Regions from separate parts of the Homo sapiens genome. Here region 2 is linked to region 1. The links are chromatin loops, found by intact Hi-C in ENCODE. Cell type or tissue: Calu3. All regions are shown on one strand. Each heading gives the region's core, and the rest is flanking DNA. Links, peaks and the distances in the headings are about the cores only.

Region 1 (4,382 bases), core at 224-4,223:
TTAATTTTTGTATTTTTAGTAGAGATGGGGTTTTACCACATTGGCCAGGCTGGTCTGGAACTCCTGGTCACGAGTGAGCCACCCACCTCAGCCTCCCAAAGTGCTGGGATTACAGGCGTGAGTGGGTCCCATCTTTACGGTGGGGGAATCTCCTATTAAATTCCCCTTTGAAGACTGAGCACGGTGGCTCATGCCTGTAATCCCAACACTTTGGGAGGCTGAGGCGGGAAGATCATGAAGTGAAGAGATTGAGACAATCCTGGCCAACATGGTGAAACCCCGTCTCTACTAAAAATACAAAAAATTAGCTGGGCGTGCTGGCACGCGCCTGTAGTCCCAGCAACTTGGGAGGCTGAGGCAGGAGAATTGCTTGAACCCAGGAGGCAGAGCTTGCAGTGAGCCGAGACTGCACCTCTGTACTCCAGCCTGGTGATAGAGCAAGACTCCATCTCAAAAAAAAAAAAAAAATTCCCCTCTGGAGAGGTTTTGGGGTGTTTCCCCTTCCCATGAGACAATAACAAAAGTTCAAGTTCACCAGGTTAGTCAAGTGCCCTCAGAGTAAAAGCTTGTTTCAGTGTTCCACTGACCTCTCTCTGCATCCCCTGCCTTATTTTATTTTGCCCTGAAAATTCCTTACTTTTTCAGCAGCTCATCAAAGCATTTAAAATTTAAAAAAATTTAGGCTGGGTGTGGTGGCTCATGCCTGTAATCCCAGCTACTCGGGAGGCTGAGGCAGGAGAATCGCTTGAACCCAGGAGGCAGAGGTTGTGGTGAGCCAAGATCACGCCATTACATTCCAGCTTGGGCAACACAATGAGACTCCATTTCAAAAAAAAAAAAAAATTAGGCCAGGCGCGGTGGCTCATGCTTGTAATCCCAGCACTTTGGGAGGCCAAGGTGGCAGATCATGAAGTCAGGAGATTGAGACCATCCTAGCTAACATGGTGAAACCCTATCTCTACTAAAAATACAAAAAATTAGCCAGGCGTGGTGGCGCATACCTGTAATCCCAGCTACTCGGGAGGCTAAGGCAAGAGAATCGCTTGAACCCAGGAGGCGGAGGTTGCAGTGAGCTGAGATTCTGCCACTGCACTCTAGCCTGGGCGAGAGCGTGAAATTCCGTCTAAAAAAAAATTTAAAAAAATAATAATTTTTATCTGAGATTTTTAGTTGTTTTTTGGGGAGACAGAGTCTTCCAGGTACTTGGCCTGGCAGACAAAGGAAGGCATAAACATGAAATATTTTTGCACGTATTTAATATGACCTGTTTTTTTCCAAGAATGCAACTACTATGTAAATTGTTTTGTATTGTTCAGAACTTTATCAAAAGTTGTTTACCATTTTGGAAAATCACAACCCTAATGGCAATGCTGTTCTATACAACACCCTTAGGTCAGTCTGCATTTATCTCTACCACACTCTTAGTGATTCTAGGTATGGGTGCAAGTATCTGACTACTTTATCTTCTAGTGTAATGGTGCCTGGGTATTTGCATATTGAAACGCCATCCTTCTATTTGTCTTTTTTTTTTTTTTGAGACGGAGTTTCACTCTCATTGCCCAGGCTGGAGTGCAATGGCATGCTCTTAGCTCACTGCAACCTCTGCTTCCCGGGTTCAAGCAATTCTCCTGCCTCAGCCTCCTGAGTAGCTGCGATTAAAGGTGCCCACCATCATGCCTGGCTAATTCTTTATATTTTTAGTAGAGATGAGATTTCCCCATGTTGGCCAGGCTGGTCTTGAACTCCTAACCTCAGGTAATCCACCCGCCTTGGCCTACCAAAGTGCTGGGATTGCAAGTGTGAGCCACCGTGCCCGGCCTATTTGTCTTTTTTATAATCAAGACATCATATTGATTTGTTTTTTGAAATCATGTGTCCAGGCAGGTTATATTATCTGTTCATTTCACTTTGGGATATTAGTGTTGCAAAATATTTGTTATAAGAAAGGAACATTGGGACTGGGTGTAGTGGCTTACACATGTAATCCCAGCACTCTAGGAGGCTAAGGCAGGAGGATCACTGGAACCTAGGCGTTCCAGATCAGCCTGGGTAACACAGTGAGACCTTGTCTCTACTAAAAACAAAAAAAAAATTAGCTGGGCATGGTGGTGTGGGCCTGTAGTCACAGCTATTTGGAAAGCTGTGGCAGGATTGCTTGAACCTTGGAGTTCCAAGTTACAGCCACCTATGATTGTGCTACTGCATTCCAGCCTGGGTGACGGAGCAAGACCCTGTGACATTGGATATGGTAGGGTGGAAAGTCACCAGCCAGGACATTAAGAACGCAGACTCAGCCAGGCATGGTGACTCATGCCTGTAATCCCAGCCCTTTGGGAGGCTGAGGCAGGCAGATCACGAGGTCAGGAGTTCGAGACCAGCCTGGCTAACAGTGAAACCCTGTCTCTAAGAAAAATGCAAAAATTAGCCAGGTGTGGTGGCATGCGCCTGTAGTCCCAGCTACTCGGGAGGCTGAGGCAGGAGAATCGCTTGAACCTGGGAGGTGAAGGTTGAAGTGAGCCGAGGTCGCACCATTGCACTCAAGCCTGGGTGACAGAATGAGACTCCATCTAAAAAAAAAACACACAAAGGCCGGGCGCGGTGGCTCATGCCTGTAATCCCAGCACTTTGGGAGGCCGAGGTGGGTGGATCATGAGGTCAGGAGATCGAGACCATCCTGGCTAACACAGTGAAACCCTGTCTCTACTAAAAATACAAAAAATTAGCCGGGCGTGGTGGTGGGTGCCTGTTGTCCCAGCTACTCAGGAGGCTGAGGCAGGAGAATGGCGTGAACCCGGGAGGTGGAGCTTGCAGTGAGCCGAGATCGTGCCACTGCACTCCAGCCTGGGCGACAGAGTGAGACTCCGTCTCAAAAAAACAAAAAACAAAAAACAAAAAAAAACCACACACACAGGCTCAGCGGGGTGCGGTGGCTCACGCCTGTAATCCCAGCACTTTGGGAGTCCGAGGAGGGTGGATCACAAGGTCAGGAGTTCCAGACCAGCCTGGCCAACATAGTGAAACCCCTTCTCTACTAAAAAATACAAAAATTAGCCAGGTGTGGTGGAGCACGCCTGTAATTCCAGGTACTCAGGAGGCTGATGCAGGAGAATTGCTTGAACCCAGGAGGTGGAGTTTGCAGTGAGCTGAAATCATGCCACTGCTCTCCAGCCTGGGCGACAGGGCAAGATGTGTCTCGAAAAAAAAAAAAGGGGTTGGGCGCAGTAGCACATTCCTCTAATTCCAGCACTTTGGGAGGCCAAGGCTGGCGGATCACCTGAGGTCAGGAGTTCAAGACCAGCCTGACCAACATGGATAAACCCCGTCTCTACTAAAAATACAAAATTAGCTGGGCATGGTGGCACATGCCTGTAATCCCAGCTACTAGGGAGGCTGAGGCAGCAGAATAGTTTGAACCCAGGAGGTGGAGGTTGCGGTGAGCCGAGATCTCGCCATTGCACTCTAGCCTGGGCAACAAGAGTGAAACTCTGTCTCAAAAAAAAAAAAAAAAAATGCCGGGCGCAGTGGCTCACGCCTGTAATCCCAGCACTTTGGGAGGCCGAGGCGGGCGGATCACGAGGTCAGGAGATTGAGACCATCCTGGCTAACATGGTGAAACCCCGTCTCTACCAAAAATACAAAAAAAAAAAATTAGCCAGGTGTGGTGGTGGGCTCCTGTAGTCCCAGCTACTCAGGAGGCTGAGGCAGGAGAATGGTGTGAGCCTGGGAGGTGGAACTTGCAGTGAGCCGAGATCTCGCCACTGCACTCCAGCCTGGGCGAGAGAGCGAGACTCCATCTCAAAACAAACAAACAAACAAACAAAAAAACAAAGGGCCAGGTGTGGTGGCTTACACCTGTAATCCCAGCACTTTGGGAGGCCAAGGCAGGTGGATCACTTGAGGTCAGGAATTCAAGACCAGCCTGGCAAATATGATGAAACCTCATTTCTACTAAAAATACAAAAACTAGCCGGGCGTGCTGGCATGTGCCTGCAATCCCAGCTACTCGGGAGGCTGAAGCAGAAGAATTGCTTGAACCCGGGAGGCAGAGGTTGCAGTGAGCCGAGATCGCGCCATTGCACTTCAGCCTGGGCAACACAGCAAGACTGTCTGAAACAAACAAACAAAAAACACAGACTCTGGAGATACTTTTACTTTCGCTACTTATAGATATGTGACTTTGAGCAAGATGATTAACCTTGCTGTGTCTGTTTCTTCATCTGTAAAATGGGCTTAAAAATATCTGCCTCAGAAAGTTATTGAGAGGATTAAATGAGCTATGTGAGGTTTTGACAGTGCCTGGCACATGGTAAGTGTTACTAAATGTCAAACTTATGATGACTTCTGTAACCTAATTTCTTGCCTCCCCCAGAAGTTCTAACTCT
Region 2 (4,382 bases), core at 1-4,000, 250 kb after region 1:
TATAATCCCATTCTTAAAGTCCCAACCCAATCAGAATATGTACCCAAAACATCTCCAACCTGAACCCAGCCTTTCAAATCCAGCTGTGCCTTTAAACCCGAGGGCTTTCTTAAGGTCCTGCCTTCCAGAACTCTCTGGACCTTTCCTTCTTGACCATGTTCTCCCTGCTCCAGTGAGCTCAGAAGACCCATGCTCAAAAAAGAGTCACCACCCTCAGAGGCCATCTTGAAGCAGCGACCGTCTGACTTGGGGGCTGGGCTGGGCTGGGATTGGGGTGGGTCACTTGGGGTCTCTTTTCCTGCGTCGGAACTGACCCCTCATGTCCTTCTCTTGGCAGTGTCACCCAGCTCTGGATGGGCAGCGTGGCAAGTGCTGGTGTGTGGACCGGAAGACGGGGGTGAAGCTTCCGGGGGGCCTGGAGCCAAAGGGGGAGCTGGACTGCCACCAGCTGGCTGACAGCTTTCGAGAGTGAGGCCTGCCAGCAGGCCAGGGACTCAGCGTCCCCTGCTACTCCTGTGCTCTGGAGGCTGCAGAGCTGACCCAGAGTGGAGTCTGAGTCTGAGTCCTGTCTCTGCCTGCGGCCCAGAAGTTTCCCTCAAATGCGCGTGTGCACGTGTGCGTGTGCGTGCGTGTGTGTGTGTTTGTGAGCATGGGTGTGCCCTTGGGGTAAGCCAGAGCCTGGGGTGTTCTCTTTGGTGTTACACAGCCCAAGAGGACTGAGACTGGCACTTAGCCCAAGAGGTCTGAGCCCTGGTGTGTTTCCAGATCGATCCTGGATTCACTCACTCACTCATTCCTTCACTCATCCAGCCACCTAAAAACATTTACTGACCATGTACTACGTGCCAGCTCTAGTTTTCAGCCTTGGGAGGTTTTATTCTGACTTCCTCTGATTTTGGCATGTGGAGACACTCCTATAAGGAGAGTTCAAGCCTGTGGGAGTAGAAAAATCTCATTCCCAGAGTCAGAGGAGAAGAGACATGTACCTTGACCATCGTCCTTCCTCTCAAGCTAGCCAGAGGGTGGGAGCCTAAGGAAGCGTGGGGTAGCAGATGGAGTAATGGTCACGAGGTCCAGACCCACTCCCAAAGCTCAGACTTGCCAGGCTCCCTTTCTCTTCTTCCCCAGGTCCTTCCTTTAGGTCTGGTTGTTGCACCATCTGCTTGGTTGGCTGGCAGCTGAGAGCCCTGCTGTGGGAGAGCGAAGGGGGTCAAAGGAAGACTTGAAGCACAGAGGGCTAGGGAGGTGGGGTACATTTCTCTGAGCAGTCAGGGTGGGAAGAAAGAATGCAAGAGTGGACTGAATGTGCCTAATGGAGAAGACCCACGTGCTAGGGGATGAGGGGCTTCCTGGGTCCTGTTCCCTACCCCATTTGTGGTCACAGCCATGAAGTCACCGGGATGAACCTATCCTTCCAGTGGCTCGCTCCCTGTAGCTCTGCCTCCCTCTCCATATCTCCTTCCCCTACACCTCCCTCCCCACACCTCCCTACTCCCCTGGGCATCTTCTGGCTTGACTGGATGGAAGGAGACTTAGGAACCTACCAGTTGGCCATGATGTCTTTTCTTCTTTTTCTTTTTTTTAACAAAACAGAACAAAACCAAAAAATGTCCAGATGATTGTGTTTGGTTGATTTATTCTCAGTTAGACACAGGGATGCACCAGGGGTGGAGAGACGGGGACAGATTTTGGGAGGTGAGTATTGTGTGGTCCCCAGACCTGTCTGTATGGTAAGGGACTGCAGAAGGACGGCCAATCCACCTTCCTCTTCCCTGCAACGGAAGTTTCCTAGGGAACTCCTTGGCTTCAAAGTCTGCGCTGTCTTTACTTAGACTCCTGGTGGGCAAACAATGGCTCCTGAAAGGGGGGCATGACCAAGGACAGCCCTGTGGGGGCAGAGCTGTCTCTGGGATCAGCTGGCATGTGGGGCTGGGGCATTTCCTAGGGCATCGGGCGGACTGGGCTTGCATCTGGATTTGATTTATTAATTTGTTGGGGAGGGGCAGGGACACTGCCCTGCATTTGAGGAAAGGGGGTAGATGCTTCAGCACATTCCACAGCTCTGACTGCCGAGATCTCTGACTCGGGCATTGTGCTGAGATTGGATTCTGAGGTTGGGAGGGGTTGACTTTGCTGTAGACTCAGTGCCAGCCACAGCTTCAGAGATTGTGCTCACATGGTATGCCTGGACTCTTGGCCATCCTCCAAATGCCCCTCCCCTCCCACACCTCTGTGCCTTGTGTGTGTGTGTGCACGCATGTGTGTGGCAGGGGGTGGAGGGTCCGGGAGCAGAAGCTGATCTCTCGGTGGGGGCCTTTTTCCAGGAGGTTGCAGGCAGTCTGGAGACGCTGCATTGAGCCTGCCGCCCGCTGCGCGGGCTCCCTCCTATCTAGCTGTGTCCTGGATTCTCAGCCCCCTCCCCAGCTCCAGAGGCGCTTCCAGGCTTCTGATTTCACTGGGCCCCAACTTTGTTGGCACCTGTCCCGTCTGCATCTTGAGGCTGGGTCTGCAGTTCTGTCTCTCTAGCTCTGCCCCAGCAGCAAAGTCCTGCAGCCATCTGGTCTCCCTGAGGCACCACGGCGGCTGCCAGCAGCAGGAGATAAAGAACAAAGTGGTGTTGAGGGTTGCTTCCTCAGCCCCAGCCACTCTTCACAGAGTCCCCTCCTTCTGGAGCCCAGGCCAAGGCCTGTGGGGATGGGAGGTGGTGCACGCTGAAGATTAAGTTTTAGGTTTCAAGTTTAGGGAAAGTATCTCTTTCCCTAAGGCATCTTTTTCAACCCCCTTGTCTCTAGTCCCCTTCCCGATGCTCTAGGCTTGCACCCTTGGCAGTGGTGGTAGGAGGTCCTTTTTCTTTCATGGGCCTCCCAAAAAAGCCAAATTGGCTTGGAAGTAGCTGTGTGCATGGCCTGGGTGTAACTTCGTGACATACGTGCATTTGTGGAGTATGTGTGTGTGCATGCATGTGAGTATGACGCAGTGACACCTGAAACGTGAGTGTATGGGCTTTTTGGGGGTGTGCATGCCTGTTTGATGTGTGAAGGGAAGGTGTGCCATTTGTGTGGTGTGTATATGTGGTGTGTGCATTTGTGTGGTGTGCATTTGTGTGGTGTGTATATGTGGCGTGTGCATTTGTGTGGTGTGTATATGTGGCGTGTGCATTTGTGTGGTGTGCATTTGTGTGGTGTGTATATGTGGCATGTGAACACGTGTGCGATGTGAGGAGAGAGGGAGTGAGACATTCACGGAGCACGCCTGTCTCTCCTGGCTGTGGATGACTGGACTCTCGCTCATTAGGTGATCCCACCTCAGGGTTTGTGGGGAGATGTCTGACACTAGAGAATGAACATGTGCTTTGGGGAGAGGACTTTCACATCCCACAGAAACACTGCCCTGTCCAGGCTTCATGCCCACAGGATCCTGGAGCCAGGTCCTAAGTACCAAAAAGCAAATAAAAGCAGCTTCTTGTTTGCAGCTAGGCCCTCCCACCCTTGAAACGGTGGGAATACCCAAATGGTCTCTCTAGTTGCCACAGGGGTGTCAGCACCTCTGGGAGATGTGGGAGGGAGGTACTGGTGGCACCACTAAACCTGGATGGACTTGAGAACTGAAGTCCTTGAGTGCTCTGTCCTGCCTCCTGGAGACATGTCATTCCCTCCCACTGACTTGGAGCAGGGGATGGGACATCCCGCCTGCCAACAACCCCTAGCTGATCTACATCAAGCATTTGGTTTCCATTTCCCAGCTCACTAATAGAGATCAAGCCCTGATGTTGGCTGGGGGTTGGGGGCTGGGTTTTCCACTGGCAAGAAGGTGGGGTGGGAGTAGGGAGGAAAAATGGAGACTTGAACTGATTCCAGCCTTGGATTCAGGTTGGGGAATCTCTGGAGAGCTGGCCAAGCCTCTGGGCCCTGCTTGCTCTTCAGGCCCTGAAGTTCCAGCCACTGCCATCTCCCACCTCTTTCCAGGAAAAGGCTGGTTGTCCTAACCCCGCTGTACCCTGAGCCACATTCTGCCACCAAGCTGCTCCAGGAATGTTACGAGGCATGCAGGATTTGGGATGCCTGCTCGGTCCTCTTTCCCAGTGTGGGGGGCTGTTATGTGGCTGTGTGGTAAATGGCCTGAAGTGTTACCTGACAGAGATTCCCCCTGTATTCCAGGCCTCTCTGACCTCGAAAGAGAAAGTCAAGGTGATGTGGTGGAATGGAGCTGGGAGGCAGGCTGGCCTCTGGGATGTTGGGTCAGGACCGTGGGGCAGACTTCTGGGCACACCCATGGAGGAGCAGACACTGCTGCAGCCAACCAAGGGTCTAATTAGATCCTCACTTCCAGAGTGACCTGTCCCCTCTTGTATCTGAAGCTCCAGGGTTGGGGAGGGTGGGGTC

Evidence for each region. A loop is a pair of places that touch in the nucleus more often than their neighbours do. Peaks named below come from ENCODE experiments on the same cell type or tissue, not always from the same donor. Only the 100,000 strongest peaks of a DNase experiment are listed, where the experiment ranks them.
Region 2: it touches region 1 in a loop (24-fold over the local background); 1 of 110 quality-filtered maps calls a loop at or near these places.

Annotation. Positions count from the first base shown.
Region 1 is chr17:40,210,888-40,215,269 of GRCh38, forward strand. No RefSeq gene overlaps it. Among named protein-coding and RNA genes, the nearest start is that of WIPF2, 6.2 kb to the right of the region's middle. RefSeq lists an enhancer at 2,070-2,364. In Calu3, for the core only: no CTCF peak of the experiment used is centred there; a DNase peak (open chromatin) is centred at 2,298.
Region 2 is chr17:40,456,112-40,460,493 of GRCh38, forward strand. It overlaps IGFBP4 (insulin like growth factor binding protein 4), which reads left to right. Exons shown (of 4, transcript NM_001552.3): 4 at 338-1,614. The coding sequence ends at 472. Among named protein-coding and RNA genes, the nearest start is that of IGFBP4, 15 kb to the left of the region's middle. In Calu3, for the core only: no CTCF peak of the experiment used is centred there; DNase peaks (open chromatin) are centred at 2,170, 2,550, 2,916, 3,660 and 1 weaker place.